Regions from separate parts of the Homo sapiens genome. Here all the other regions are linked to region 1. A link is a loop called in an ENCODE intact Hi-C map of the cell type or tissue named here. Cell type or tissue: Caco-2. All regions are shown on one strand. Region 1 has its middle 66 kb from the start of LINC01701. Region 2 overlaps BRINP3 (BMP/retinoic acid inducible neural specific 3). Region 3 overlaps BRINP3 (BMP/retinoic acid inducible neural specific 3).

Region 1 (4,000 bases):
GAGGCAGTTCTTCTGCAGAGAGAACCAGAAGGATGAAGAGGGGCATAATGAACAAAAAAAGAAACACCTCATTTAAATTAGAGATTGAATGTTTGTAAATGAATTGATCAGCAAGTAAATTAGAAGTTAAATTTAAAATAGATTTTCGAAAATATTTTTTCACTGTCACCAGAGAAAGGTACTGATGGAAAACAAATCATCTATGGAAAAACAAGATAAAATTAAAGAAATACCATTTAAAGCCATTTAAAGAAATACCACCATTGCTACAGTTTTTAGTTTTAATAATAGTTAAGTTTTATCTTATTGCAAACATATCTTGAAGACAATATAAAGTGTAAAAGGTTATAGACTTTTATTTCAATAATGGTAATCTGATCTATTAATTCAAACACCTGTAGTATTGGGTTGGCAGCAGTTGTATCAATTGTGAAACTTAAAAAAATAGCCAGACTAGGCTGGGCATGGTGGCTCACGCCTGTAATCCCAGCACTTCTGGAGACCGAGGCGGGAGGATCACGAGGTCACGAGATCGAGACCATCCTGGCTAACACGGTGAAACCCCGTCTCTACTAAAAATACAAAAAGAAAAAAAAAAATTAGCCAGGCGTGGTGGCGGGTGCCTGTAGTCCCAGCTACTCGGGAGGCTGAGGCAGGAGAATGGCGTGAACCCGGGAGGTGGAGCTTGCAGTGAGCCGAGATCGCGCCACTGCACTCCAGCCTGGGCGACAAAGCGAGACTCCGTCTCAAAGAAATAAAAAATTAAAAAAAAAAAACAGACTAAAATATAAAGACTTTATTCAAAAACACTACAGTTGACTATGGAACAACATGCGTTTGAACTGCACAAGTTCACTTATATGTGAATTTTTTTCGATAAAATTTATACCAAGTTTGCCTGCCTTTCTGGCCATTTCTGCCACCCTTGACACAGCAAGACCAACCACTCCTCTTCCTTTTCCTCAGTCTACTCATTGTGAAGACTATGAGGATAAAGACCTTATGATGCTCTAATTCCACTTAATGAATAATAAATATATATTCTCTGCCTTATAATTTTCTTAATAACATTGTCTTTCCTTTTCTTTTAGCTTTATTATAATAATACATTATATAACATAAATAACACACAAAATGAGTGTTAATCTATTGTTTGTTATCAGTAAGGCTTCCAGTCAACAGTAAGCTATCAGAAGTTAAGTTTTGAGAGATTTAAAAGTTATATGTGATGAGAGCAAAGATAGCCAATTAGTGCAGCCAGGAAGAGCCTCTCCCACCAAAAGACACCAAACCATCAAAACGAATGGGATGCTGTGAACAGATCTTTGGAAAGAAGGCACTGAAAATGGACAGAGGAAGGACACAGAACCCAGTCTGAAAGGTGAGGAAGCTGGGAACCCTGCACTGGTTTGCTGAGCACCAGGACTCACTTCTGTCCCTGAGCAGCTCCTAGGGAAGCATTGAGCGAAATAGGCATGGAGTGGCTCACTCTAGCCATGGACCTCCTGGATCCTAGCTGTAGGAGACCCCAGGACCCTCACAGCATCTGAGCTGGTAGGAAGAACTGTCTGGAGCATTGGCAGAGACAGGACTTCAGCCTGAGAAGCTCCCAGAAAGTTTGACATGGGAATGGCTGCAGTGGAGCACAGCCACAGGAACTCATCCCCTAAGGATCACTGTACTCCTCTAGGTGGCTCTAGCCATTTTTGGCTTCAGGATCTGGACAGAGTAAGGCTGTCTTGCCTCTGGGAAGGGGCCAGTATCATCTAAGTGCCCCTCTATCTGCTGGCCTTTCCCAGGGTTCCTGTCTGGCTACAGCTGCTTGCAGCACAGCTTCAGCTTGCTATAGCTCTTTGACCAGCAGATGTCACCTAACCATCAGAATGCTTTTGCAGATGAACCCCAGCCAGTGTGCACTCACATGCAGCCTCCTCCACTGCCCAGCACATACTCACCCACAGTCTTCCCCACCGGGCGTGCCTTCACTCGCAGCCTCCTTGCTAGACCTCACCAATGTTCATGCATGTTTGGATGCCCTACTATCCCTCCAGAGTGCTTTTGCCAGCAGCCCCCATCATGTTGTTGCTAGCAAACTGGGAACACCTCAGCTCCTCCAGGACAGCAGGTGCTTAAACTCAAGAGGCAAGAGAGCAAAGCTACGTGCCTTTTCCCAGCCCTCCAGCATTACAGCACATAGCCCAGGAGTGCTGAACTGAGTTTTGCTCCCCCGCCCAAAAGCGTCCAGAAATGAAGACAATTGACTGTAATTGGTATAACCCAAGTTATACCACAGTCAAACCCTCAAGGGCACCAAAGAATATAAAGCAAAAAAAAAAGCTTCATCCAAAAGGGAGCAACTTGAAAGATTTAAAGGAACATCAACCCACACAGATGAGAAAGAACTAGTACAAGAACTCTGGCAACTCTAAAAGCCAGAGTGGCTTCTTATTTCCAAACAAGAGCACAGGCTCCCCAGCAGTGGTTCTTAATCAGAGTGAAATGGCTGAAAAGACATAGAATTCAGGATCTGGATGGCAAAGAAATTCATTGAAATACAGGAGAAAGTTGAAATCCAATACAAGGAACAGAGTAAAAGTATTTAATAGTTGAAAGATGACATAGCCATTGTAAGAAAGAAAGCAGAATTATAGCCCTTTTAAGAAAAAAGCAAACTGAACTTCTGGAGATAAAAAATTCACTACAGGAATTTCAGGATGCAATTGGAAGCATTTATAAGAGAATGGACAAAGCTGAGGAAAGAATCACAAAGCTCTAGGAATATTCCTTCAAATAAACACCATCAGGCAAAAATAAAGAGAAAAATTTTAAAAATGAACGAAACCGCTGAGAAATATTGGATTATGTAAACAGACCAAAACTGTGATTCATTGACAGTCCTAAAAGAGATGGAGAGAGGGCAAGTAACTTGAAAAACATATTTGAACATATTGTTCATAAAAATTTCCCCAGCCTTGCTGAAGAGGTCAACATGAAAATTCAGAAAACTCAGCGAACCCCTGCAAGGTACTAGACAAGATGACCATCCTCAAGAAACAGAGTTATCAGATTCTTCAAAGTCAATGCCAAGATAAATAAATAAATAAATAAATAAATAAATAAATAAACCTACCTAAAGGCAGCTATGGAGGAGGGGCAGGTGACATGCAAAAAGAACAACATTAAGCTAACAGCAGATATTTCAGCAGAAAAGACTGAGGACCTTTATTCACCATCCTAAAAGAAAAGACATTCCAACCAAGAATGTCATGTCCCACCAAACTAAGTTTCATAAGCAAAGGATAAATAAAATCCTTTTCATAGAAGCAAATGCTAAGGAAATGTGTTACCATCAGGCCAGCCTTATAAGAGGTCTTAAGGGAGTGCTAACTATGGGGATAAAGACTGGTACCTGCCACTATAAAAACACTGGAATGGGGAGCCCACTGACACTACAAAACAATGATACAATCAATCCTACACAACAAACAGCTAAAAACATGGTAACAGGATATAATCCCAGCATATGAACATTAATCTTCAATGTAAATGGGCTAAATGCTGCACTGAAAAGACACAGAGTGCTAAGTTGGAAAAAGAAGCAAGACCTAACTATACACTGTCTTCAAGAGACCCATCTCACATGCAGTGACACACATAGGCTCAAAGGAAAGCAATGAAGAAACATCTATCAAATAAAAGGAAAACAAAAAAGAGCGGAAGTAGCTGTGCTTATTTCAGACAAAGCAAACTTTAAGCCAACAACAATCGAAAAGGACAAAGAAGGGCATTAAATACTAATAAAGGGTTCAATTAAACAAGAAGACTTAACTATCCTAGATATATATGCACCCAACACAGGATCCACCAGATTCATAAAACAAGACCTCAAGGACCTATGAAGAGACTTAGATTACCACAAAATAATATTGGGATAATTTGACACTACACTGACAGTGTTAGATAGATCATCAAGGCAGAATACTAACAAAGATATTCTGGA
Region 2 (4,000 bases), 610 kb after region 1:
TTCCTGTGTTATAGCTCTTATCCCAAAGTTGTTGTTGTGTTTTTGTTTTAAATTACTTCCCTGTTTCCATTATTAGAGAATAGGCTTCTGTATTAGTTCATTCTTGCACTGATATAAAGAAACATTTGAGGCTGGGTAATTTATATAAAAAATAGGTTTAATTGGCTCACTGTTCCACAGGCTGTACAGAAAGCATGATGGCTTCTGCTTCTTGGGAGGCATCAAAAAGCTTCAAATCATGGTGGAAGGCAAAGGGAGAGCCAGCATGTCTTACATGGCCCGAGCAAGAGCAAGAGATTGAGGGAAGAGGTGCCACAGCTTTTAAACAACCAGATCTAATTAGAACTCACTATCACAACAACAGCACCAAGGGGGATGATGTGTGTCAAACCATGAGAAACTACCCCCTTGATCCAATCACCTCCCAGCAGACCCCACCTCCAGCATTGGGGATTACATTTAACATGGGATTTGGATGGGGACAAAGATCCAAATCCTATCAGCTTCCTAGTAAGTGCTATATTGTATTTATCTTTGCACATTTGACGCCTAGCACTAAATCTATCACTTATAAAGATGTCATTTTTAAATTTTAAAAATAGAAAATGGAATAAAGAATATTCTATAAGTTTTTTGTTTAAATTTTGATCTTTGTGATATACGTGTGTGTGTGTGTGTAAATGTATGTGCTCACTTAACTTGGTGGATAGGTTCTTGGTAACTTTGACTTTAAGCAATACAATGTATAATAATGAAACAAATTTTAACACAGGGTGATTGATATACACAGGGTTAACTTCCTACAGTATATTTCTGGTCATAAAAACACCACCAAACTTCCAAATAAATACCCAAAACACTCCTAATATTAAACACTGAAATAAATATCATCTATGCATACAGGTAAGAAAGATTAATAATAAATAAGATAATTATTTACTCGATTTTTAGTGAACCAGTGAGTGATGGTAGTTGTAATTGTGGTGAGTTAAATCAAGTGAAGTTTACACAATGAACATTGTTAGGAGACCCTCCTACCACTACACAGTTCAAAAGCAAACAATTACTAATAGGAGATCCCACTGGGCACTTTTATACCACATTGCTTATTGTTGTGCATTTGTATAATTATCGTATACTTCATGAATATTTGTTTTATAACAATTTGTATTTATTCATTCATTCATTCATTTTCTAACTCACTTATTCCTATTTAGGGTGGTGGGTGGCCAGAGACCATCACAACAGCTCAGGGCACAAGATAAGAACCAGCCCTGGACAGGACACCATTCCATCACAGGTCATAGTCACTCCCACCCCCCAACACACACACACACACTCACTCACTCATACTGGGACCATTTAGGCAGGCCAGTGAACCTAATGTGCATATCTTTGGGGTGTGGGAGGAAACTGAATTACCTAGATAAAACCCATGCAGATATGAGCATGTACATACATGCTCATGATATGAGAACGTACAAACTCCACACAGACAGTGGCCCTGGCCAAAAATTGATTTTGTTAATCATCAACATTTTCATGAAACAATATTATCTGATGTCCTGCTGTGTGTGTGTTTGTATATATGTATATATGTTATATATATATACACACACACACACGTATGTATATGTCTGTATATACGCACATTTCCAGATTAAAATGGAGTTTTATAATAAATAATCCTTTAAAATAAGAGACAGATGTTAAGAAAAATAATGAATGATCTTACATTTTTTATGCTGTATAGGGGCAGGGCCAGACTAGTTAGTTAGGCAACACGACCCTACCATCTAGTGGTCAGAACACTGAAGAATAGAGTTGAGTCAGCAGACAGGGAAGAATTAATCAAAGCTAATCTCTACCATAAATCCAATACCCAATAGCATGCATCAGAAATGGAAAGAATTCATTACCACTCTATTTATTATCCTGAACTGAACACATAACTGTAATTTGAATTAAGTTAAAAATCATATACCTCCTAAAGTACCATTCATGTATGTTTCTAATTCTCTTCGATAACTATTTATAAACCATGCATAAAAGAGGAAGCAAAGGGAGAAATATTTTGAACATGAAGTGAAAATTATAAGATTCTGATTTATAGAAATAAAAATGAGACTTCTATATATTTCAAAAATTTTTTAAAGTTTGTAGAACCAAGTCAATGTAATAAATGTTTTATTAAGTAATAAAATTAGCCAAAAGGTCTCTTGATTAGGAAACAACAAAAGCTTTTCAGTTTCACTGGCTTTATATTTTGACTGATTAAACAAATTTGGGTATTATTTACTCATCATCATTATTCATTAATTGACGTTTTATTATCTTTGCTTTGGAAACATCATGATGGCAAAGAATCGCCTCAATGTATTTGTTTTTGAAAATTATTATACTGCATATTTTCATCTGAAGTTGATAGAACAGGTAATATTTAAATATAGTTGGTTTTTACCTTGTGGTATGCAAACCTCACACCATTTGGAAAAATGGTTGCTCAACATAACAAGAAGTAGTCTTTGTTTTAAAAATGATGTTGTTGTTCATGTTACATGCAAGAAAAAGTATAAGCCTACAATTATTAAGTGAGTTTTCTCTAAAATTAATGAAATGATTTTTAAAACTATTGAAATATATATAAGATTTTTTCATAAATCTATTTTTATATATGTGTGCATATATATGTGTGCATATATATATGATTATTTCTCATACATATATGGGAAATAATAGTATTTTAAATGAAAGGTAGTTCATATAATAAACCAAGAGATTACATATAATGGATCAAAAAGCTGAAGAATATGGTATTTCCAGTAAATACAGTAGTTGATCCTAAAAATTTGTTTTGCACCTTATCTCTAGAGACAAGTTCAGGAAGGGGCTGGGAAATGAGAAGAAGATAAAGTCCTGATAGGTTTGTGCATCTGAGAAGAAAACCAGTTCTTTGTCTTTAAATACAGTCCAAAAATATTACAAGGCCTGAGGATTGCTTTGCTCTCAGTTTTGCCTGAGAACAAAATAATAGTCTGCACCCTGTGTTAAGACCGGTAGGCCTAAATGTGCTCCACAGAGATGTAGAATATTTCTCACTTGTGACAGAACACCATGGATTGCGTATACACATGATTGAGTACACAGACAGACCTGAAGAAAAAGTGCGGCTGAGAAACGGGAATATCCTAGAATATTCATCACCTAAGACAGGGTAGTGATGAAGACATTGCAAAGGCCGTGAACTTGAATAAAAAATGAATCCGAGGACCAGAAATGGTTTGACAAACCCTTGCCAAAGCCAACATGTCAATCTTCCCAACATACTTCTCAGAAAGGATGGAGGAATCTTGAATTAGGGAATTTACATGTCTACCATCCAACCAAATAGATATGCATATAAATATTAAATTTTCTAATAAATATAAAGTTACATTCCTTTTAGTTCTACACTGTATGATTTTTAACCAAATCACCATCATCATCATTATCAATGTTCTGAGTACTCATTAAGTTTCAAGCAGTAATGATTTCCTTCACATTAATTATCTCGTTTAATTTGATCAGCTCTTTTAAAGAGCGGGTGATGCAACTCACATTTTTACACATTCAAAGCGCAGAAGGATTATGTAACTTGACCATATTGTACTTTGAGGATTCAAGGTCTTAACTGGGGTTGTATTAATTCAAAGTGTAGGCTACACCAAAAGCTTCTTATTTAAAATATAAATTAGTTATGGGTGTCTGGGTTCTCTACCAATTGAAGTATATGCATAAATAATAGGCTATCATATGATAGTGACATCTTTCACATACCTGGTCTAGGTAGTGCAAATTTAATAAGGAACAAATAAGGAGAAAAGTGATTTCCACCACAAATTTATATGTTAAGTTGTCAAATTTTTATTATTATAATTTTTCTTGTTAGCATAACTGGATAGACAATAGAGAGGTTACTGGGTCTGCTTTTTCTCAGTCTCAAAAAATGTTGCATACCAAA
Region 3 (4,000 bases), 660 kb after region 1:
GTAAGGCAGGGCCTTCATGGCGAAGCCTGTGCCTCCTGCCACAGAACTAGAACCTGCCACTGACCTTTGCAGCTACTCTGATCCTGAGAGTAAGAGCCAAGCCTAGAGTGTTCACTTTTCTCTACATTCTCACTATCGCTAGATATTTTTCATCTTTTTGACAATAGACTGTCTAAGAGGTGTGAGGTAACATATCATTGTAGTTTTAATTTGTATTTTAATTAAATAATTTTAATTTAATAATTTTAATTTGATGATTAATAATGTCTCATGATCATTTTATCAAATACCTGTTGGTCATCTGGTTGTCTTCCTTTGAGAAATGTCTATTCAAGTTATTTGCCCATATTATTATTGAACTATTTGTTCAATTGCTATTGAATTGAATTCCTTATATATTTTCAATACTAGCCTCTTATCACATCTTTGGTTTGCAAATATTTTATCCAAATTTGTAGGTAGACTACTCACTCTGTTTCTTCTTTCCTTTGCTGTGCAAAAACATTTAGTTTGATGCAATCCCCTTTATGTATTTTTGTATTTGTTGCCTGTGTTTTGGCATAATTTCCAAAAAGTAATTGCCCAGATCAATGTTGCGGAGGCTTTCCTCTAAGTTTTCTTCTAGTAGTTTTAAAATTTCAATTGTTATGTACAAGTTTTTAATCCATTTTGAGTTGATTCCCATAGATGGTGTGATAAAAGGTTCTAATTTTATTCTGCTGCATGTGGATATCTAGTTTTACCAATATCATTAGTGAAGACACTGTCCTTTCCCCATTATATGTTCTTGGCACCTTTGTGAAAAATCAATTGACTGTATATTTGTAGGTTTCTTTCTGGATTTTCATTGCCTTTCCATTGGCCACTGCTTCTGTTTTTATGCCATTATCATGATGCTTTGATTACTATAGCTTTGCAGTATATTTTGAAGTCAGGTAGTGTGACGGCTACAGGGGTATTCTTTTTGCTCAATAGTTTTGACTAGTGTCTTTTATGGTTCCATATTAATTTTAGGATTAAGTTTTTCTAGTCCCTTGAGAAATGTTCTAAGAATTTTGATAAGGATTGCATTGAATCTATAAATCATGTTGAGTAGTATGGATATTGTTAAATTTAACGATATCAATTATTTTAATCCAGGGGCATCTGGCATAGGGGGCACAGCTCCTGAAGACATTCAGAGAGTCTCCGACCCCTATCACATCTCCACCTTGGAATATGAGGTCTGTACAACCAGTACTATTACCCCATGTCCGACATTCACGGTGACATAAGCTTCAGGGGCTTCCTCATAACCTCATCAATGTTAAAATGGCACAGGATGAAAACTTAGCTGCTTGAAAAATAGCTACTGGTTTTTCACAGTGAATACGAGCATTTTAGAGTAGTCTTTAGCTTCAGAAACCACTTCTCCAGGGCACAGTGGGAAGAGGTGAAAGACTGCAGGCCTGACAGGCTAAGAGAGGACACAACAGTAATCCAGACCTCACAGACATTAAGAATTCATTGAACCTGCAAGGCTGGAAGGGACCTCAGACGTCCTTCATTCTGTTGCCTTGCATTCTGCCTGCATTGCCTCTGCAACCTGTTGAACCAAGCTCAAAGCGAGTGACCATTTCCATGGGTGGATACCTCACTGATACAGATGCTCCACTAACACAGATATTTCACTGTATCCTGCAATGAACCATCCTGTCAGAAAGTCCTTCTTTGCTTACTGAGGGTGTTTACTGACTGCTGAGATAGTACACATCAGCTGGGTGATTATAGACAGAAACAGCAGCTTTGTGATGCTCAGGTTACAACCCCATATAGTTCCAGAAAGGTTCTGACTGTCACAAGATCAAGACATGCATAAGCTGGAAATAAATAAGAAAGTGCCTCTGTAACAAGAGGTGACTGCAGGTCTGTGTTAATGTACTTTCCCTTCAGCAATTGTTATTTAGTGGCTTATACCCTAGGTGTGCAGAAAAGATTGTGCCTGAACCATGTGACTACCATATTACCTTGTCATAATTCCCCTCTCTTCTAATCGTTTCTAAGGCAATTTCAGTTCAGTTCAGGAATTACACTAAAACAGACAGTTGTAAAGAACAGATAATAGTAAAACAATTTGAGAGTATATATTTTCATCTAAATTCTTTTTTATCACACAAGTTTAAATAAATGGACAAAAGTAACAAATGTTAAACAAATAGTTCACAGACAAAGCTCTGTAGTAATATCAACAAAAAATCTAAATAAAATATTAGAGAATAAATTCCAGGACCTCATTTAAAGAATATTGACTAACAGGGGTATATTCTAAGATAGCAGAATGTTTGTAAACATTACATATCTAAGACATTAAATATCCCCAAGACATTAAATAGCTGAGAAGAAAATTAGAATGATATCCTCCCTGGCCACTGAATATAATATGTTAAAATTCAACAATAATTATTGGTCTAAAAAACACTGAATAAAATTAAAATAGATATTTGGGAGGCCATGGTGGGTTGATCGCCTGAGGTCAGGAGTTCCAGATCAGCCTGGCTAACATGGCGAAACCCCGTTTCTACTAAAAATACAAAAATTAGCCAGGCGTGGTGGTGCATGCCTGTAATCCCAGCTACTCGGGAGGCTTAGGCAGGAGAATCTCTTGAACCCAGGAGGCGAAGGTTGCAGTGAGCCGAGATAGCGCCATTTCACTCCAGCCTGGGCAACAGAGTGATACTTTGTCTAAAAAAAATAAAATAAAGTAGATAATTCCTTAATTATATATATATATGTGTGTGTGTGTGTGTGTGTGTGTGTACATATATATGTATATATGTGTGTGTATATGTGTATATATATACACACACACATATTTATACCAATGATCTTCATTATTTGCAAATTCTACATTTGTGATTTTGCTTGCTGGATAGAATGGATAGAATATATTTCTAACTCCAAAACTAATAATGGCAGCCTTTTGTCAGTCATTCAAAGAACATCCACAGCAGAGCAAAAACACTTTGAGTTTTTGATGTCAACATTCCCAGTTGAGGCCTAACAAGGCATTTCTCTGTCTTTTTGCTTCAGCTCTTATACAGGGGGTGAGACAGGTGGAGGAGCAGTAGTATTAGTTTGCTGCAGAAGTAATTGTGGTTCGTGCAAAAGTAAAACAATTAAAAGTAATGGCAAAAACTGTGATTACTTTTGCACCAACCTAACAGCCTCTTGGACTATGCTACACTGCCTCCTACTGTCTATATTTGTATGAGCAGAGACAGTAGGAGGCAGTGTAGTGTAGCGTAGCCCAAGAAGCTATTACTGCTCTGGAGCCAATTGCACAGGGTTTGAATCCTAAAGTGGGTACACTTAGGGGCATGGTCTTAAGCAAGTCACTTAACACTTCTGAACCTCATTTTCTCTTTTAAAAAATAAAGCAAATATAATTTACCTGGAAGAATTGTTTTAGGGTTCAAGATTATAATCTATGTGAGATGTGTATGTACACATACATATGCACAAATTATACTAGGAACAATGGTTCAGTATTTGCTAAATCTCTATTTGTGAAGTTTATAGGACATAACATAATAAGAATCAATTGTACATAACACACACACATTTTGTGAAAAGAAATCTATCTGTCTGTCTGTCTCTCTGACTATCTGTCTATCTATCTATGTTTCAACCCAAAAATCATATAGATGACATGGGCTAATACTGGAAGCTTTATTGCTAAGTCAAGAACATGGAAGTATTATAATCACCATTATTATCCAACACAGTACTAGATGTTTTTACCAATTTAATTCGTCAAAAGAGAAATTAGAAGTGTAAACACTAAAAAGGAGGCATCAAAAATATCAATATTTGTGAATAATATGATTTAAACTTGGCAATTTCACTAGAGTAAACTGAAAAACTTATACAAACAATCAAAGAATTCAGTAAGGTAGTGGGGTGTGAAATTAAAACACAGAAATCAATAACCTTCATGTATAGACACAAAGACCCATAGAAG

What was found. Hi-C counts contacts between places; a loop is a spot of excess contacts. Peaks named below come from ENCODE experiments on the same cell type or tissue, not always from the same donor. Only the 100,000 strongest peaks of a DNase experiment are listed, where the experiment ranks them.
Region 2: a loop joins it to region 1, with 29 times the contacts of the local background. A loop is called at or near these places in 7 of 110 quality-filtered maps.
Region 3: a loop joins it to region 1, with 16 times the contacts of the local background. A loop is called at or near these places in 3 of 110 quality-filtered maps.

The regions. Positions count from the first base shown.
Region 1 is chr1:189,706,980-189,710,979 of GRCh38, forward strand. No RefSeq gene overlaps it. Among named protein-coding and RNA genes, the nearest start is that of LINC01701, 66 kb to the right of the region's middle. In Caco-2, no CTCF peak of the experiment used is centred here; a DNase peak (open chromatin) is centred at 1,863.
Region 2 is chr1:190,319,354-190,323,353 of GRCh38, forward strand. All of the region lies in intron 2 of BRINP3 (BMP/retinoic acid inducible neural specific 3), which reads right to left. Among named protein-coding and RNA genes, the nearest start is that of BRINP3, 160 kb to the right of the region's middle. In Caco-2, no CTCF peak of the experiment used is centred here; no DNase peak of the experiment used is centred here.
Region 3 is chr1:190,370,666-190,374,665 of GRCh38, forward strand. The region is part of intron 2 of BRINP3 (BMP/retinoic acid inducible neural specific 3); the gene reads right to left. Among named protein-coding and RNA genes, the nearest start is that of BRINP3, 110 kb to the right of the region's middle. In Caco-2, no CTCF peak of the experiment used is centred here; no DNase peak of the experiment used is centred here.